Regions from separate parts of the Mus musculus genome. Here region 2 is linked to region 1. Evidence: chromatin contacts called from ENCODE Hi-C or POLR2A ChIA-PET data. All regions are on one chromosome and are shown on one strand. The core of a region is the stretch at or near the end of the contact, and the rest is flanking DNA. Distances in the headings are between cores, read along the strand shown.

The links. A loop is a pair of places that touch in the nucleus more often than their neighbours do. ChIA-PET counts read pairs that join two places held with the same protein, here RNA polymerase II (POLR2A).
Region 2: a map of T-helper 17 cell shows a loop between it and region 1 (3-fold over the local background). The contact joins two enhancer-like sites. A Hi-C loop is called at or near these places in 1 of 37 maps with a recorded cell type or tissue (T-helper 17 cell). POLR2A ChIA-PET finds 5 or more read pairs at or near these places in 1 of 5 experiments (Patski).

The regions. Positions count from the first base shown.
Region 1 is chr12:101,002,059-101,009,003 of GRCm38, forward strand. The region is part of intron 3 of Ccdc88c (coiled-coil domain containing 88C); the gene reads right to left. All of the region lies in intron 4 of Gm36756 (predicted gene, 36756), which reads left to right. Among named protein-coding and RNA genes, the nearest start is that of Mir1190, 16 kb to the right of the region's middle. Within about 2 kb of position 4,157, at least 1 of the 3 ENCODE cell types and tissues checked has a DNase peak (open chromatin) inside an H3K27ac peak, as active enhancers do.
Region 2 is chr12:102,674,772-102,682,374 of GRCm38, forward strand. Itpk1 (inositol 1,3,4-triphosphate 5/6 kinase) reads right to left here. Exons shown (of 10, transcript NM_172584.3): 2 at 672-696. Among named protein-coding and RNA genes, the nearest start is that of Mir1936, 6.4 kb to the right of the region's middle. Within about 2 kb of position 4,245, at least 1 of the 3 ENCODE cell types and tissues checked has a DNase peak (open chromatin) inside an H3K27ac peak, as active enhancers do.

The DNA of each region.
Region 1 (6,945 bases), core at 2,907-5,406:
CAGGACCATAGCTCACATGCTCCCTATTGGGGATCAAACATGGGGCATCACACTGGTCAGGCAAGCACTCTACCAACCAAGTCACACATCTCTAAACCTTCTTACTTTTTATTCTGTCTTATTTTTGTTTGTGATACTGGAAATTGAACCCAAAGCGTCACAGAGCCCAGGCAAGTGTTCTACCACTGAGCATATCCTTAGCCCTTTTATTCAGGTGTGTGCGTGGAGATCGGAGTGAGTAGGTATGTTGTGTGTGTGTGTCTGTGTGTGTGTTAGCCTCTATGTGCATGCAAAGGCCAGGCTTCCTGCTCTGTCAACCCCATCTTATTCAGGTGTGTGCGTGGAGATCGGAGTGAGTAGGTATGTTGTGTGTGTGCTAGCCCCTATGTGCATGCAAAGGCCAGGCTTCCTGCTCTGTCAACCCCATCTTATTCCGGTGAGACAAGGGCTAGCAGACAGCAAGCTCTAACAATCCTTCTGTCTCCCCGCACAGTGCTCAAATTACAGGTATGTGTGTACCTATCAGGCTATTCACGTAGCTGCAGGGGATTTAAATGCAGGTCCTTATGCTGTCCCAACAAGCTCTTACTTGCTGAACAATCTCTGCAACCTGTTTTTGTTTGAGATGGGGTCTTGAACTCCTGCTTCTCGCTCTTGATTACTGGGATAGTAAGCCTGAGTCACTATGCCTGGCTTCAGGATGTATTTTTGTACTACAGAGGATTGAACCAGGGCCCTGCCTGTGCTGCCTAAGAAATATTCTACACTGAGCCACAGTCTTGGAACTCACCACTGGAGTTCACTAAGCAGACCAGGTTGGCCCATTCCCAGTATCCTCCAGGTCCAGGCCTCTGCCTCTCTGCCTACAAACTACTCCTTACAAGTGAGTCATCCCTCCAGGCCCAGCTACAGTGCCTACCTCCCCCCATCCCCAGGGCAAAGTGTCTCTCTTTCAGTCAGAGGTCCAGCTAGGAACTCAGGGGGCCACCATCTGATCTGCCAAGCGTGACTTGCTTGGTTTCTGCTGAAGTAGACTTTGATCTGAGCTTCCAACCTGCTGTCCAGGAAGGGGAGGGCTCCTCCCTCATTCTGCTTGAATTCGGGAGTGCAGAGGACCCACTGTTGAAGAGAAGACAGCCAGGGGCTCTGCCTGCCTCCTCTGTCAGCCGCAACTTGCTAGCTACTCATCTTCCTGGCTGAGGAAACTGTACCAAGCTGTCACTTGACAAAACCAGTTCTCCCAGCTCAAGAATAGTGTAGGACCTGGTGAATGGCTGATGGGAAACTAGACACCCCTGGGAACAGCTTCCTTCTTGATGAAACAAGGTGCTGGGGAAGACAGGAGTGCTCCTGCAAGTTATAAACTATTTTATTGTCCGCTGCAAGCTGGGACAGAGAACCTGACTCTCCAATGGATAGCACACAGCACAGTAACACAATAGCTTCAAAAAGATGCAGTTTTTCTCACAGTGAGACAAATAAATGCATCTGTGTAAGTGGGGTGACTGTTACAAAGCTGGCAAAAAGGCAACCTCCCTGGTTCCTTGACAAAGGCCAACTCTGCACCTAGCGTGAGAGAGGGGACAGCCTTTCTGAGCACCTCACTGTGCACTGGTACCACAGCACACCAAATCCTGGGGAGGCAGGATGAAGGAAGGCATCAATCACATCTGGGGACCAGTGGGACCAGTGCACAGTGGTAAGACTGAAACAAGACATCAGGGCTTCACAGTCCAAGCCACGAGGACCATCCAGTCAGTCTCAAGAGCATGCCACGGAAGGACGGGATGGCTCACCCATCCTTCCACCAACACCTAACACCCAAACAGCTATTCCATCACACAGGGCTAACTGGTGAACTGGGCATGCCATGGTGGGGCTAAAGAGCCAGATGCTGGACTCTGGTCTTGAGGTCCTCACTCGCTTCATTCCTTAGGCAGCAGTCTCTTAAATCTGTCCCTCAAGCCCATAGAGAGGGGTGGCACTTAGGTCCCCAGCCACTCAGTATCAAAGCATAATACAATTCCTATCTTCCGAAGATGACAGACTTCATCCTTTCCTGTTATTTAATGCAATATTCCCTACTCCCCGCCTTGGCCTCACAGATCTCCAGGTGCCTCTTAATGCACCACACTAAGGACCTGCATTAACGCATTAACACTTCTTTTCACATAACATAGCACCCCAGGCTGGTCTTGCTTTGAAGTCTGGGTCCTCAGGGGTGTAGGACCCAAACTATTAGAAATGCAGGTGGGATGTAAACTCCATAGGCTAGCAGCTTCCCTAGAGTCCACCAATCACGGCTCGCAACCAGAAAAAGGGCATCAGGGAGCTTTCTCATGTCCTACCAGATTCACAGTTCTCCTGACCCGGGAGTGACTTCAACATAAACTCCTAGGTTCCACTTCCCTCCACTGCATCAGGACTATGATGCATATTCCTGCCAGTTCCAACAGTGTGGCAGAGCCACCCGGAAGATGGAGAATTCCAGGCCAGCCCAAGCTCTGTAGTAAGACCCCTTTCCCTTTCTCGCTGAGGCTGCTATACCTTCCTGGGTCTTACTACATAAACAAGGCTAGCTTGGAATTCTCCATCTTCCTGCAGCCCAAGTGCTAGGGTTACAAGCTTATCTTTCCACACTCTGCTCCTACTGCATGGATAGTTCATTCTGTCCTGAGAACGAACTATTCCCTACAGCACATCTCCACCTCTAAGAGAAGTCACCACAGGAATTTTATTTCAGAAGCCAAATGGTGCAGAGAAAAATGAAGGGCAGAGTTCTGAAATCGATGCAGATATTCAGGCCATACAAGATGGTGCAGGCCTTTCTTTAGTCCCAGCACTTGGGAGGCAGATAGACCTCTGTGAGTTCCAGGTCAGCCAGGACATCACAGTGAGACTCTGACTCTCACACACACACACACACACACACACACACACACACACACACACACTCCCTCCCTCCCTCCCTCCCCCCCCCCACCCCTCTCTGGGTATGGCCCAGGGCAAGCCTCTCCACACTCCAGGGCCTCATTTCTCATCAGTGAGAAATGAGGACAATACCCAAGCCATCTGCTTCATAATTTTTAATGGGCTCTTCGATGACTGGCCTTACTCTCTTTGTTTCTCGTATGACAAAGCTATAATTAAAAAGCTAATCCATGTCTGAACCAATGAGGCAGCATGTACAACCACAGGCATGCGTGTGTGCCCGCGCATACACACACACACACACACACACACACACACACACACACAACTTTGAGGTACACACAGCTCAATCATCATACTGTTCTGTGGCCATGCTCTAGAGGCCTCTTTCTAAGGGCCAATCTCTTTTTCTCTGTCTCTGCTGTGTGTGCGTGTTACTCTTCTGTTGCTGTGCTAAGACACCATGTCCAACACAGCTCTCAGAGTGATACGAGTCTATCAAGGTCAGCAGGCAGCAGGCAGCAGGCAGCATGGCAGCAGGCAGCAAGTGTATTGGCTGCAGCAGGCAGCTAGGGGCTCTCATATAGTGAGCCACAAACACGGAGCAGAGAGAGCCAACTAGAAATGGCCTGAGTCTAAGTTTTCAAAGCCTGACCCCAGTGACTTCCTCCAGGAAGGACATGCCTCCTAAACCTTCCCAAACAGCACCATCAACCGGGCACCAGGCACCAAATGTCTATCTAAAACTATGTGTGACATTTATCACTCAAACCTCCACAGTTGTTTTGTTACTAACACATTTCGGACTTTCCCCACAATGCAACTGTTTAAGTGGGAGGGAAACCTCACCCATTCTCTATGGGCCAGCATACTTCCTCTTCATGCCTGGGACTGCCCCAGGGCTCTGCTGTCAGTCTACACCTATCTCAAGAATTGAAGTCAACTATGGCAGCCAGAACTCCATGTCTGCACCGCCTCTGAGCATCCTCAGATCAACAGAAGCAGTGGTGACTGCTATATGCACTAAGGGATAGCATCCTAAGTGTTTTAACTAGACTGACCTACGCATCCTTAGCAAAAGGAATGACAAGGTTGCTGGAGAAAGGATGTGAATGGCGGGGTCTGAACACAGAGTCAAATCTGCAAAGCAACGTCAGCTCCTCTGTGGAACGAGCTGCTGGACGGCATCGACTCCACGCGGCTGGCAGGGATTTCTTGGCTGTGCTGTGTTACTGTCTGTCAGCTCAGGCTCTGAGTCAGGACCTCTTGGCTGGCTGGGGGCATGGCAAGTACTCTACAGAGGGGAGATTGGAGAATCAACCAGCAGGGATGAGTAGGGATCAGGGCAGAGGAGAGTTATCTGGGGCAAAGCAGAGGGTGATGCTCTGAAAATGCCTAACACAGAAAAGACCCAATTAGACCCTGACGCTTCGGAACCACCTCCCTTGGTTGAGGCTTAGAACTGAGCATGGTTACACCAGATGGCATCCAAGCCCGGAGCGTGCTCACCTAAGGCAAGCTCCCAGGGAACTGTCTGTCACCCAGCTTAAAGCAGGTTTGAAGGTGCACAGCTCCAGCTTTAACACCTCCACATGTTCCATCTCCAGTCAGGGTGCAGCTCACCAAGTCCTGCAGACCGGCCCAGCGGATGCCTGAAGCTGTAGCGCCATCCCCCAGGGACTAGCTCAGGTCAGATGGCCTCTGCAGAACCTACTCTGAACTATATAATAAGAGATAACTGAACCCAGAAAGGCACTGAGGGCTACAACCCCCAAAGTTCTTCCTAGAGCCCCACATTTCTAGTCAGATGCACACCGTAGAGTCTGCCTTGATAGAGGCTCCAGGCAACAAAGCCACATTGGCCTTCCTTAGGCTGAATGTCCACAGAAACCAAAGCTAAGCAGCAGCCACCTTAGGGACTTTCCACAGGGACTTATGCGGCTTCAGGAAGAGTCCAGGCTGATGCCTGGAAAGGAAACAAGGCAAGGAAGGAAGGAACCTGAGGGACTGGAGTTGAGATATGAAGTCTAGACTCAGCCGATGCTGTCTCCAGGTCTCTAAGAGGTGGACCAAAGAAAGCCACATGTGGCCCATTGCGGTGTTGTCCTGTGTCCTGTGTGCTAAACAGGAGCGGCTTAGAAGATTCCAGTTACCAAAATCTTCTTAAAGAGAACCATTTAGATGCAAGTCTCAAGCAATGCTGGTATCCTAGATCATGAGAACTGTCTGATCTCTCACTGGGAAATGGCGTTGTTCCCAAGCATCCTTCAGAGAAGCTGGAGGTGAGTACTACCCCACTGGGTCACTGAAGCCCCTTCCCAAGCTTGTGTTTTTAGTTTTTGGGATAGGTCTGCATGTGGTTAATGATGACCTTGAACTCCTGGACCTCCTGCCTCACCTCCCGAAGGCTGGGATTATAGGCGTGTGCTAGCGGCATCTGTCCTGTCTGACTGGAGAGTGCTATAGACTGAAGCCTGCGCTCACTCTATGAAAGCAACCTAACCATAAGCTACACACCTATCACCCCTCCCAGCTCTAACAATAGACTGATAAACAACTACTACAGCCTTAGAAACACTAAGGAACAGGGGTTAATAGCCCAACTGTTTTCAGACAGGAAGTGGGTGAGAAACGGGGTATTCAAGGGAGTTCCACATAACGTAGGCCGTACAGCCAGACTTCTGTCGACCCCGTTACGTGGAGCCGCACAGATAAGCTCTGCTCTTCCACTTTGCATGCATGTGTGTTGCCGGGAATCCAACACTGGCCTTCAAATCCATGAGGTAAGCATTTTATCACTGAGCTACAACCCTATCCCTGGCTGAATTATTAACTCATATATGTGGTCTTAGACAACTCTTACCTATACAGAGAGGGCTGAGCTGGGCCCTGTAGCTCTGGGTTGCTATAGTTCACTCTCTAATGCCCTCACACTGACCCTGGCCTGAGCTCAGGTGTGTCTTAAGCTATGCATATGCCTGGCTAGAGCTCTGGATGGTGGCTGAGCTTAGCCCTCCTGTGTGAAGTGGAGAAGCAGAGCAAGCGAAAGGTGAGAGCAGAGAGGAACTGCGCCTGCTGCTTAGCTCAACAGTTCACAGTAGGAGCCCAAACCGATAAACAAACAAGAAAGGCGGCACATGGCAGGCTGTCAGCTTATGCGGAACACTAAAAATGACTAAAAAAGGATGGAAACCCTCAAACACATGCCGCTTCCACCAAATAAAGACAGATCTGTTCCAACAGTGGGCCATGACTCAGAAGCACACTGGGGGAGCAAGCTGTGAGCCCTTCCCTCGGGATCCATCAAAAGGAGTTCCCCGGATATTAATAGCCCTCAGCTGTCCCCTGGAAGCCAGAGATTGCCTTCCCAGGGAGGGGCCACAGCCACAGCCAGACAGAACCACTCAAAGGTGCTGAGGCAGCAGGAGGATGAGTGGCAGGTATGCCTGGGCCTTCTCTCATTACGACGGAAGCCATAGAAAACAGAAGGCCAAAACCAAAGCACACACACGGTCCTGGTTCCTCTCAGCCTGAGAAGTGACTTTCATCCTGACCCCACAGAAGTACGAGGTGGGGCCAGATAAAGCCAAGGCTCCCAAGTCACACACCTGCACTGGGATCACACTAGTTCCAGTTAAAGAAGGCCGGGCAGAGGCCCCTAGGCTAGCTAGCTAATGGCCAGGAGAACCCGGTTGAGGGGAGAACGTGACAAAACCCACCCTCCTTCCATTCTCTCAAGACAAAAGGGAACAGACTTAGCTCCAGACCCCTGCTCCACCTTCCTCAGGGCCTCCAAGCCCCACCCTCCTCCAGGGGATGCCACTCCTTTTTGTCTAGAAGCAAGTCCAAGATCAGATCCAAGGCCTCAGTGGGGAGGGATACTTCAGCCTCTGCCAGGTTAATTCCAGTTCAGTGCAAACGTGAATTTCTAAAAAGATCTCTACTGAGTCAGCAAAATGGCTCAATGGTTAGGTAAAGGCCCTTGTCTGGCAACTTCAGTTTCCAGCAGGAACT
Region 2 (7,603 bases), core at 2,995-5,494, 1.7 Mb after region 1:
GTGCACATGTCATAACCTACCCCTCACTATGAGTCTATTAATCTGAGTTCACATCTACCACTGTACCATCCGTGGAAAGACATAACCAATGGGGGCCAGTGTCTCTTACCAGAATATCCACAGGTAATCCCGGGCTCGAGCTCTCACAGACAGGCCAAACGTGCCAACCGTTCTGAGATGCCGCTGCTGGAGCCTGGATATCCATCTCAGGGCCGTCTCTCCACTCTCTCTTCTCCCGCCTTCATTCTATCCATACTCGCTTTTCCCTCCCCCTCCTTCCCTTCTTCCACCTACCACTCCTCCCTCTATCCATCCATCCCTCCTTCTTTCCAGCCAATGAGCTCAAGGCTGAGCACAGAGGACAGGGTGACAGCACAGTCACCTAGGCAGGACTGTCCCTTCATCCTTCCTAACACAACTTGTGTTAGGAGTGTCTTGACCTCCGGGACCCCTGGCCCTTCCTACTCGTCACCCACTGTAACTTTCCAAACAGGAACAGCCAGCAGCAAGTCTGCACCCAGTGCGGGGCAGGAGCTATGTCAGATCTCCAGGCGAGGGGGAGTATCACAATCCAGGTGCCCATGTACAGCAGTCAGACGCCCAAACTCTCCCAAAGACAAAGTGCACGCTTAGCTCAGCACAGGGCAATGTGAAGAAGTGGTCTCACTCACCTGCACGACTTCTATCCCTCGCTTCCTGCAGAGAAAACAAAAAGAAAAAGAGTTACTTCAGCAGCAGGCAGGTGCCCTCTGCAGACGACCCACTACAGTCCGCTGAAAGCAGGACCTGGAACGAACAGCGGCATGAGGGAGGGTGGTGGCTCAGGCGGCTCAGGGCAGGCCTCTCCGGCCAGCAGGCTCAGAAGATCCCCCTTTCAAGGACAAGGTGTATGGGCCCTGTGCCCCAGTTCCCCCTCACAACCTAGAAGAGATGGCCAATTCGCAGGGAAACTTGGCTGGTGCCCTGTAGAGCTGGCAGCAACTATCACCTCCAGCCCCTGATGCAGACAGGCCTTTGGCAGTAAGAGCTCTGGCCTGGACAGCCCCTAGAGTCCCCTGTTTGTCTCAACTATTACAGGTGGATCCCCAAGATTCTCATCTCAACCTGAACACTCTGTCCTGGTTTCTGGTTCCGCCTCAGCCAATCACGCTGGCCAGCTACTTTCCCATTTGTGCTAATCCAATGACCTCTAGCTAACCATATCCCCTGCCTCTGCCTCCTGAGTGCTGGCATAAAGGCGTGTACCGCCATACCTGCCACTAACTGTTTCTCTGTCTGACCAATACAGCTTTTGTGGTTTTTGTTATGGTTGTTTGTTTGGAGACAGGGCTTCTTTGTGTAGCCCCAACTATCCTAGAACTAACTCTGTAGATCAGGCTGGCCTCAAACTCAGAACTCAAGAGATCCATCTGCCTCTGCCTCCTGAGTTCTGGTATTAAAGGTCTACCCCCCACCACCACCACCCAGCCACTATTATGAACTTTTAACATACAAAGAAGTGAGTTTCACTGTGGCATTTCTATGCACACACGTCCTTACACCCACTCATGTCTGCTCTTTCTGTTCCCACGTCACGCACACTCGGCCGCCCTCACTACCTCACCTCTCCCTCCCCTTACCTAGTCCTCAGGCATATCCCTAAAGGAGTCATCAGCGCACCGTGTTTGCTGCTGCACCATTCACAGCAGGCAGGCGATGGGACCAATAACCTACAGCTCTGTCAACAGATGAATGACTGCACAGAGAAATGTATACAGTGGAATTCTATCCTGCTGTGAAGAGAAAAGAGACCATGGCATTTGTAGGGGAGTGAACAGAACTAAAGTTCACTGTGCTAAATGAAATAAGCCAGACTCAAAAAGACAAATATGTTTTCTCTCACGGTGGGATTAGCCTGGGCTTTGTGTCCTCCATCTTTCTTCCCACCATGTATCCATCACCCTGGTCTCGCTCACGCCCGTCTAAGCACATGGGTTCTGTGTACAGCTTCCTGGAGCATACCACACCAAGGCTCTCTGCTCTATTCCTCGTCGACCTGCCTCGAGTTTCTTACTGAAAGCCGGAGCCAGGACCATCTCTGTGGGCTCCAGCACGCAGGGCTGTCTCAGTCCTCTCCAGGGTGTGTACACAGCATCCAACCTTCCCCCACCCACTCACACAATATACCCATGATCCTATGCCTCCATTCTTCCAGTTCTCAAGTATAGACTACTGCCGCTCAGGGAGAAATAGCAAAACCAAGACCCACAGAGCCTCAGATGGCCCATATGAATATTTTGCTAAGAAAGGGCAGATGCTTGGAAAGAAAAGGCTGGGTCCGAGCAAGATCAGGGCCCTGCAACTTACTCACTCACTTGGGCACCCTGAGACGGTGGAACTGAGTAAAATGAAAAACTGTGCCCAGGCCTACTTCTGGTGCCTACCAGCCAACAGCTGCTCATAAAGGGCTGCTGTCCAGTAGAGCTATAAATATGGAAAAGCAGCTTAGCTCCCAAGCCTGGCACAGCAGTCAGAGGGCACAATAAATGTCAGCCTGCATCCCCGAGGCCTCAGGAAGCAGGCAGGATCTCCCCTCAGCTGAGGTCACCCTCATCACTTCTTACATGTTTGCCAACTAGCTGCTGGGCAACAGCTTCCTGAGGACCAACAGAGGGGCTGACAGAGGAGACAGTCAGGCTGAGGGCCACAAGAACCAGCTGGGTCAACTGGAGAAAGCAAGGGCTAGCGTACCCTTTAACCCTATGTCCCAAAAGGACGTGGCCCCAAAGAACCCAATGAGGGAATGCTACGGTTGTCACCACTGGAGATTCTCGGGTCATTTCATCTCCCTGCACCTCCTGAAGGAATGGCAGGCAATACCTACCTGCTCCCATGACTGCACAAGGCACAGGCCAGACACACACCAGCAAGGCCTCAGGCCACCCGTGCCTACAGCAAGGGGACAAAGTCATGAGGAGCCTCTGCACACTGAGAACCTGGATCATCTGCCCCCAGGTCATCCAAGCCCAACTGGAGAGAGAAGAAAACTGAAGCTGGCTCCATAGGTGAGGGGGGCCTGTCCCAGGCAGGTCACACAGCCTTTAGCTGCTCAAAGATGCACTCTTAAACATCAACATATAGATGGGAAAAAAAAGCAGGTGACAAAAAGGCACACATCACCCACACCTGGAGGGGCCAGTTTCCCTCTGGGGGGAAATATGCTGATATCTAGATGATGTCAGCACGTGGCTCTCTCCTGCTAAGCCACCTGTAGTTGCTTCCAATCACCCCAATCTTGAACAGCAATGGGGGGGGGGGTCTCTAACTTTGAAAACAGATGGGATGCATCCAATAGAGCAAGCGAGGAAGCCTGGCGGTTATCTCACAGAGAGCTGAGCTCCCCGGGGGCCCAGGCACCTTATCCAGCTCAGACCTCTAGGAAGAGGGAGGACAACAGAGACTTTGAGAGTCCCCTCTCCTTACACAGGCACTCGCAACCTGCAGCCCCACAAGGAGAAGGTCCTGGTCACTACTGTATTACTCAAAGGAGAAGCAAGATGGTGCTCAGAGGGAGGGGAGTGTTTTCCCAGACTGACTGGCCTGACATAGTTGGGCGTGATCCCCAGGTAGGCAAGAAAAGTCTTCAGCCTCTGGGCAAAGTTCTTGAGCCTCTGACACCTTCATATAATAGGGAAGAGGCGGGTAGGTGGGGGGGGGGGGGGGGGGAGGGGGCTCCATAGCAACCCTTCCACCTCAGGGAAAAAAAAAAATCAACCTGTAGGGCTCACTTCGGTTCTTCATCAGGGACCCCCCAAGAGCAGACTCCTGAAATTCTGTCCTAATCAGAAAATTCAGAAAGGAAATCTCGAGCCTTAAAAACAAGGGACAAGAGGGGAACATTAAAGACGGGAGAGGGGACAGAAACCAGGGAGCTGGCTGTCAAGTGACTACCGTCCCACCTCATCATCCAGACACACAACCGTTTGAAAGCTTCGGGCTCTGGGATGGCAGCTGCAGCTGAAGCGCAGAGTGAGGTACTTGCCAGAATTGACACAGACAGGCCGCAAGCCACCCCACCAAAGGAACAGCATGCAGCAGTAAACAGAGTCGGGCTGGAAGCTTTGTATTTCCATGAGAAACAACACCAAGGCCACAAGAGAGCTTCGAGGGGCAGAACCCTGTGTCCCGTACACAACTCCACTGAGAACAATGTCCAGAAGGAGACTGGGGACTTCAATGTCCAGAAGGAGAATGGGGACTTGTGTGCACAGAATGAATCCAAAAGCACCACACGATGACCTCAGCAAGGCCTCGGGGCAAGGGCAAGGGCAGCTGGGAGGAGGGGCTGGAGAGAAGGCAGACTTCTCCATTGTGTCCTTGACAGAGAGAAAGAAACATCAGGCAGTCTCCCAAGTCCTTCCCAGAGACAAGCTGAAGTGACCCCAAGGCAGGGCCACACCACGGTCACAGCAGACACTCAGAACTGAGGTTCTAGGCCAGGGTCAGCATCTGGGTCCTTGGGGGCAGAGGGCCCAGGCTATGGGCAAATCCATTACTTTCAACAATACCATGAAAGTAACAATAAAAGGTAAAGCTTAATAATTTAAATGTTATTAAAAGCCTGTGCCTAGGGGACTTTTCTTGGTAAAATGTGTTCAGTTTGGAGCAGACTCAAAGTCATAATCTTGTCTTCCAGCTGGACCCCTCCCCAGAACTGCAGGGAGAGTACACCCTTGGGGAGCTAAACACTTGCAGAAAGAGCAGAGATGGCCCCTCCTTTGGAGAGGAACAGCTCCAGGTTCAAGATGGTGGCTGTCCACACCAGCAGTCCTCTTCCTGGACTCTTAAGTACCACTAAGGCCCCTCCCTCGGTCTGCCGTGGGCACAGTCCTGGCCTTGGGTAATGACACATGAACAGATACAGCATGTATTTCAGAAAGCAGCATTCAGCTGTGACCACTGGACCCTCTCACCAGTCCTCCTGACCTGGGCCAGTCTGCAAAGAAGGTAGTTACCAGGTGGACCCTCACCCAGCATTTGGAAAGCTGAGGCAGAAGGACTGTGAGTTTGAGACCAGTTTCCCCCAAACGCCATCCACAAGAGCAGGGGATGCTGCCAACTGGGAGTGGTGCCACAAGCAACCAAAAGACAGACTCCATAATGTGCAGGACAGAATTATCTGGTCTAAAGTGACCACAGTGCACAGTTAAGGGGATACTGCGGAGGGAACCACAGTGGACTCTGTAAGAGCCTGAGCTAGGCCTTCAGTGTTTCTCTTGCAGTGTCCCTGCAGCCTGACCTAGCCTGTCCTGACTGACAACTGCCGTTCAGGAAGCAGGGGTGTGCCCTATCTTTACACCCCCAAACTTTAAACTCCTGGCTGGTAGCAGATGAAAAAGCAGCCTACAAGGTACTGAACAGCCGGTAACACCAGACTCTTCCCTCACCCCCACTCCCATAGTTCCCTTCTCTAAGTCACCTAAGCCTCGCCCACATCTGGGCTTTCCCAGCGGTCACCTCTATGCGAATGCCCGTCTTCACGTAGCAAAGTGCAGCTCACCCGTAATGCCACATACACCAAGGACCCTTCCCTCAGTGGCTCGTCAGCTGCACCACCAGCCAACACTGCCAATGAGCGCCCATGAGGCTGCAGGCAGTGAGGCCCCAGACCCAGAGGCTGGTCTTGGTTTTTGCCTTCCCTGCCCACAGCTATGCCCAGCAGGCACCACACTGCATTAGTGCCCCCTTTCCAGACTTTCAGTGCCAGGCTCAGCCTGGAGCCGCCTGCCTGCCTGTGGCCTCCGTGGAATCCCCGTTCCCTTGCCGACTGCTCTGTGATTTGGATTTCCCTCCTGTTTAACAGTGCCAGGAACTGAAATGGCCTGATATAAAGACAACATATGAACAGAATTTTAAAGCCAGCACAAACATATGAATTGTTTGGACAGCAGCAGAAAAAGAACCAGATAAACTGGAAGCTGCCATGTGTCTTTTTTTTAATGGGATGGAGGTTCATTCCCTTAATTGAAAGTCAGCCACCTGAAGACCCTGCCCATACCGTGTGCCCCATCCAAGGGAGGCAATCAGGCCCGAGTGTGGGTCTCAGCACAGATGAAGCAACCTGACTCATCAAACCCTAAGACCCCAACAAGCCGGTGGGGCCCGGAAGTGGCTCTTCCGGTGACCCTACGCTGGCAGAGCAGATGACTCACTCACCCAGCTTCCAGGAGTGGCAAGCATCTGGGATGCACTGCCCATGCAGCCTACTCTTTGGTCTTCAGAGCGGAATCACAACGGGGGTGGGGGGAGCCACAGGGCCTTCCAGGATAGGTTCCAGCCAGCCAGAAAGGCCTCAGGTCTATCCTTCTCTGACACACCTAAACTCTGTAGAGCAATCTCACCTTGAGATCTTTTGGGCCCTCAACTGGAGGGAAACCAAGGATGAGGAGACCTAACAGAAGGCTTCTGTCAACCTAGCTACCAGTAGACCTTACTGAGACCCACAGTGTAGCCTGCTTCCTGGATGCAGTACTCTGAGCCCCAGGAATGCAAGAACAATCCTGACCTGGAGAGTAAGGTAAGCTTTGAGCAGGGAGGCTCTGGAACTCTGAGAGGAAGAATTCTATTGTCCATGGTTCACGATTTTCCAACACCCACTGTTTACAGAAGCAGCCCTGCACATAGACAGCAAGCATGCAGAGTACTCACACTCAGAAAGGCTACACACCAGTGACTGAGCTGTCTCCTGAGCGGCCAACGCACCTCTCCAACTATAAACTCCTTCCTGGTCCCAGGAGCGCCTGGGGATTCTGAAGCCACACACCTTACAGGGACTCTTGGACATAGATTTCCCTCACCTGACTGTCACCGTCAGATGTTGGGCTTCTCTGTGGAACCCTGGCACAGGGGAGCCCCTAAGCCACAGGTTCGATGTAAACAGTCCCATGAGAGGCGGAGGGGTATAAACCATGAGCTGGCTGGCGGGTGTGCCATGGGGTCCCAAGTTCAGCCAACATCCTCACCACCCTCACCAGCAGGAGGCGCCTGAGGGTTCATGACAGAGCAAGAGGCAGAGTTGGCCCTGCCTGCCTCAGAGGATTGTCTACACACTGCCCAAACCTTGGTCCCAAGGTGCAGGCAGTGACTTTACCCTTTATCCACTGGTCTGCCATGGGGTAGAAAGCCAAGAAGCCTGGCTCTGATATCCACGTGGCCAGAGAGAGTTCCGACCTTGACCCAAAACTGCTCTCTGAGGTTGCAGTCTCACCCTACAGCCGGATGGAGATGGTCATTGTAAATGAGTACTGTATTTGTAGCCTATGGCTTCCGTAACAAATGAAACACACTGGATCCACAGAGGACAACTAAAAGCAACAGAGAACCTTCCATGGTGTGGGTCGGCCTGTTCTTCCTTCTCAGGGTGGGAGGACTGCACTCTGGCCTGGCCTCTCCAGTTCTGGAAACTGTCACACTCTTTGGCCCCCAGCCACATCGCTGACTAGCCTCATCTCCTCTCTTTGGCACTCCCTCCTCATCTTATCAGGACCTTTGTGACAGCCCTGGGTCCACCCAGCTAATCCAGGGCAATTTCCCTGTCTCGGGATCACCCCTGTTGTGGCACTGT